Linked DNA regions of Homo sapiens: region 2 is linked to region 1. The links are chromatin loops, found by intact Hi-C in ENCODE. Cell type or tissue: endothelial cell of umbilical vein. All regions are shown on one strand.

Region 1 (2,500 bases):
CCGTAAGCCTCTGCTTTTTGGATGAAAACGTTGGCTTTACCACCCTCTCTCTCCTTCCCGCACGCGCACACCTTGAAGGCATCCTACCAGGCGGTGACCGCAGAGGAAGCACCCAGAGCCACAGTTCTTGCCTTGTCAGCTGCTCCCACCACGTCCCCAGAAAGCTCCGGGTTCGTCAGAACAGCAACATTAAAGGAAGGCCCAATTTATCTATGGAAAAATCCGCTCCGGCCTTCCTCTTGTAGCCCCAACCGTTTTCACTTCTAAGTAGCCGCTTTGGGTCTTACTTGTTGGTTGTACAGTTGCTGTCAATGTGCCTACCATTTTGTACCCAGCTTAAAATTGTTTATTTATTTATTTATTTATTTAGAGGCAGAGTCTCGTTCTATCACCCAGGCTGGAGTGCAGCGGGGCGATCTCTGTTCATTACAACCTCCGCCTCCCGGGTTCAAGCGATTCTCCTGTCTCAGCCTCCTGAGTAGCTGGGATTATAGAGGTGTGCCACCGTGCTCGACTAATATTTGTATTTTTAATAGAGACTGGGTTTCGCCATGTTGGCCAGGCTTGTCCTGAACTCCTGACTCAAGTGATCTGCCTGCCTTGGCCTCCCAAAGTGCTGGGATTACAGGCGTGAGCCACCATGCCTGGCCAAATTTTTTTTTTTAATGTATCAGCAATATTTTTTCATGTTTCTCTTTATATATATATATATTTTTTGACACAGGGTCTTACTTTGTCGCCCAGGCTGGAGTACAGTGGCATGATCGTAGCTCATTGCAGCCTCCACCTCCCTGGGCTCAGGAGATCCATCTCAGCCTCCTGAGTAGCTGGGACCACAGGTGCTTTATAATCTTTACACATCTCATTGTAGCCAGTTTCTTAGAGTTGATGCATGATAATGTGTTTAACCAATTTTTTCTCTTCTTGGGCATTTAGGTTTTGTTCAGGTTTAGCACAAGCTGTGATGAATATCTTCAAGCCTCTGCTTCCTGCTGTGGAATTGTTGCCAAAGGACACATTCCCAGATGGGATTACTGAGTCAGAGGAAGTGGACATTGAGTGGCTCTCAACAGACAGGCTGTGTTGCTCTCACAGTGCCCAGGTACCACCAGCAATGTATACACATACAGGAAGCGCCGGCTTCCCTGTTGTCTTGTTGCTGTGGCGTGTTGGGGTCTCTAAGACCACCCTGGGTTTGTTGATTGGCTAGGAGAACTCGCAGAACTCAGCATACAGTGATACTCGAGGCTATGATGTATTACGACAACTGGAAATGAAGCAAATTCAGCAAAGGAAAAAGGCACATGGGTCAAGTCCAGAGGAAATGGAGTGTGAGGGTCCAAGACCCTCTCACATGCTGGACGCGCCCACTTCCCCCAGAAGTGTGTTGGGACAACACGTGTGGAATGTCATTTGTCAGGGACACTCACTAGAGATTTGGCACCGAGGGTTTTACTGCAGGCTAGTCACAAAGGCCCCCTCTGCCTAGCATGTACCAAAATTCTGGACTCCCAGTACGAAGACATAAACCACAGTGTTTACACAGTTTAGGGGCAGTGAGCCATTCATATCAGGGAAGGGCGGGAACCCTCCCCAAATCCAATTTCCCAGATACGAACCAAGGGCCAACCTTGCAAGCAGTCCTTGCTAAAGATAACATTGCTATAATTTGTATTTCTTTCATTTTTCTTTTGAGAGTAAATCATTTCGATATAAAATAATGAGATGGGACCTGGCCATCCGAAGGTTCATTCACTCTCAAGGCTGGAGGTTGATGCCAGCTGTCGGCTGTGACCTCAGGTGGGTCTGGCGGCCAGCTGCGGCCCCTCCATGTGGCTTGGGCTTCTCTCCAGTGTGAAGTGGCTGTGTTTCAAGGATGAGGAACTGACAAAGAGGGAACCAGGTGGAAGCAGTGTCACCTTTTCTATCCTAACCACAGAAGCCACCCTGTGCCACTTCTACCACATTGTTTATTAGAAACAAGTATGAATACTGGCCCATATTCAAAGGGAGGAGAATTAAACTCCACTTTTGATGGGAGGAGGATCAAATAATTTATAGAGGTTATTTAAAACCATCACAAACATATTAGATTTGCCATGTTTAGGCATTTATTCTGCAAAAAAACATACAAATGTGCAAAGTTACTTGAGGCTATTTTCTGCAGTGTTATTTGTGTTAGTTAAAAAAAAAAAGGAAACAATCTAAATGTCCATCAAGGGTCAGGTGCAGTGGCTCACGCCTGTGATCCCAGCACTTTGGGAGGCCGAGGCGGGTGGATTATCTGAGGTCAGGAGTTCGAGACCAACCTGGCCAACATGGTGAAACCCCATCTCTATTAAAAGTACAAAAAATTAGCCGGGCATGGTGGTGCATGCCTGTAGTCCCAGCTACTCGGGAGGCTGAGGCAGGAGAATTGCTTGAACTCTGGAGGTGGAGGTTACAGTGAGCTGAGATCGTGCCACTGCACTCCAGCCTGGGCAAAAGAGCAAGACTCCGT
Region 2 (2,500 bases), 190 kb after region 1:
TGGGTCTGTGTCCCCACCCAAATTTCATGTAGAATTGTAATCTCCAGTTTTGGAGGAGGGGCCTGGTGTGAGGTGATTGGATCATGGGGGCAGATTTCCCCCTTGCTGTTCTTGTGATAGTGAATGAGTTTTCATAAGATCTGATTGGTTCAAAGTGTGTAGCACTCCCCTGCCCTTCACTCTCTTCCTCCTGTTCTGGCCATGTAAGACATGCCTCCTTCTCCTTCACCTTCTGCCATGATTGTAAGTTTCCTAAGGCCTCCCCAATCATGCTTCCTGTACAGACTGCAGAACTGTGAGCCAATTAAATCTCTTTTCTTTATAAATTACCCCATCTCAGGTAGTTCTTTATAGTGACGTGAGAACAGACTAACCCACTTGGCCTTGGGGATGCCCTACTCAATTCTCCATGGCTTCTCCCACCCAACAGATGTAATTCACCACTCTGCCCCATCTTGGCCTGTTGGTGCCTAGAATAGACTTCCACCATTTCAGCCAGAGCTCTTTATGTTCCCTGCTCACCTGGGTGGCTCCCTCTCCCACTTTCTGGGCAGAGGGGGGCAGGTACTGAGTCCCATTAACCTTAGCAGCCCCACTACATAGCACATGGCCCCCTCAGCAAGCACCCAGAAAATGGTTTTAAATGGAGAAAATAAAGGAAGGAGCAAAGATGAATAAGAGAATCTACCTACCAGGAACTCCCAGGCTGGTGGAGCAGCCTGAGACAGGCACTGATAAATTCTTACAGCATCCAGCCACCTCCTTACCCCTGTCCCCCCACCCCACCAAACTGTACCCAAACAACACAAAATAAAATCTAAATTCTGGCAAAAAGAAATGTGCTTATTATCTCATCAATGCTATGCCGCGAATGGATCATCTCTATTTGATCACATGAAAACCGAGGCTCAGAGAGGTGGAGTGATTTCTCCAAGGTCACACAGCCCAACATATATTTTTCAAATGTAAACTAATGCTTCAGAGGCCTTAGGAGAGTTCGAGGAGAAAGAAACTGACGGAAAAGGGCAAAAGTGAGAGGAAGGGGCCACATCTCGGGACCCACATTTTCAGAAAGAAAATCCCAAATGTCCCGTATACATGGAACGTGGAATTCTCCCCATTTCTTGGGGTAAGCCTTCTGCTTTGGAGCCTTAAGAGGAGAGAAGGGCTCAGTTGCCATGGTTTTCTGATGGCCGGAGCTGGGAATGCACCCTGCAGCTCACAGTGATATTTGCTTGTTTTAGTTGCATCCCGTGAGTCACACTTGACCCAAGCTTTGTCATTGTTTACTTTACTCCTGAAACTGCAGCAGAGGATGGGGCCATATCCTGCCCTTTGAGATGCTGGGCTTCTTTCGTTCATTCTGCCACTGTCGCCAACAAATATGCCTGGCCTTTACTTACTCATCTACTGACTCATTCATTTGCTCAGTCACCCACTCATTCATTCCCATGTCTGCTCCCTCCGTCATTCACCCACTCCCACTCATGCGGTCCTTCCCGTAGTCACCAAAGTGTTCCCTTGTTTCTTTGTGCATTCACTCATTCACTCACTTATTCATTCTTCTTTGAGGACCTGCTACATGCAGTTGGCCTTCTCTAACAATGCGTTCTGCATGTGCGGATCCAGCCACAGGAAGGTGGAAAGGATTTGAAAAAAATAAATAAATGATAACATACAACAATAAAAAATACAAATAAAAATATAGTATAACAATGATTTGTATAACACATTGTATAGATATTATCAGTTATCCAGAGATGATTTAAAATATACAGGACCAGCAAACTATTACAGTGAACCACACTGTAAAATCGGTGGGGGGAGCCTGGGGCCTGGAGAGACTGTGTGGGGCCCGAGGATATAGAGACAGCCACTGGAGGCCTCCCGCCTGCGGGGTGGGAGAAGAGTCTTCAGCGGTGGGCAGTGAGGATGAGTCCAGCACGGTTAGGAAAGCGAGAGAACGGAGTGAATGAACAGCAGGAGGCCGGGCACGCTGAGGAGAATGAGAAAGTGATGTAGACCAGGGGCCGCCGCCTGAAGAGGGCCACACAGGTCATACAGACAAGGATGCTTGTGTTTCTGGGGACCACATACATCCTGTGAGGAGCCCCAGTGGCCCGGAGGTTGGGGAGCTCAGCTCTCGTCCTCCTTGGAGGCGCGTGCCCCCAAGGAGAAAGCCACTAGGCCAAGTGGGCTGTTCTTTAAAGTCTCTGGGCTCAGTTCCGGAAGACAGACTTGGGGGAGAATGTGACAGAGGGGGTGAGGCAGAGCTTCCAATCATGCTCCCCTACTCCTGCAGGAGCCCCGTGTACTCAGGCCACCCCTTAAAGTCTTGGCCCTGGATTTGTTGCTTTAATTACGGTGACATTTTGCATCTGCACACGAAGCCATCATCACCCAGCAGCAGACGTCGGGGGAGGGAGGGAGGAACTCCACCAAGGGCCAGCTGGCCTGCCCCCGAGATGGCAGGGACGCCCTCAGCTCCAGATCCCGCCTC

What was found. Hi-C counts contacts between places; a loop is a spot of excess contacts. Peaks named below come from ENCODE experiments on the same cell type or tissue, not always from the same donor. Only the 100,000 strongest peaks of a DNase experiment are listed, where the experiment ranks them.
Region 2: a loop joins it to region 1, with 7 times the contacts of the local background. A loop is called at or near these places in 2 of 110 quality-filtered maps.

The regions. Positions count from the first base shown.
Region 1 is chr2:11,127,323-11,129,822 of GRCh38, reverse strand. FLJ33534 (Putative uncharacterized protein FLJ33534) reads left to right here. Exons shown (of 9, transcript NR_040080.1): 2 at 725-839; 3 at 937-1,102. Among named protein-coding and RNA genes, the nearest start is that of FLJ33534, 3.6 kb to the left of the region's middle. RefSeq lists an enhancer at 1-41. In endothelial cell of umbilical vein, no CTCF peak of the experiment used is centred here; a DNase peak (open chromatin) is centred at 1,022; H3K27ac peaks cover 886 bases.
Region 2 is chr2:10,935,203-10,937,702 of GRCh38, reverse strand. No RefSeq gene overlaps it. Among named protein-coding and RNA genes, the nearest start is that of KCNF1, 25 kb to the right of the region's middle. RefSeq lists an enhancer at 980-2,179. In endothelial cell of umbilical vein, no CTCF peak of the experiment used is centred here; a DNase peak (open chromatin) is centred at 1,342; H3K27ac peaks cover 1,959 bases.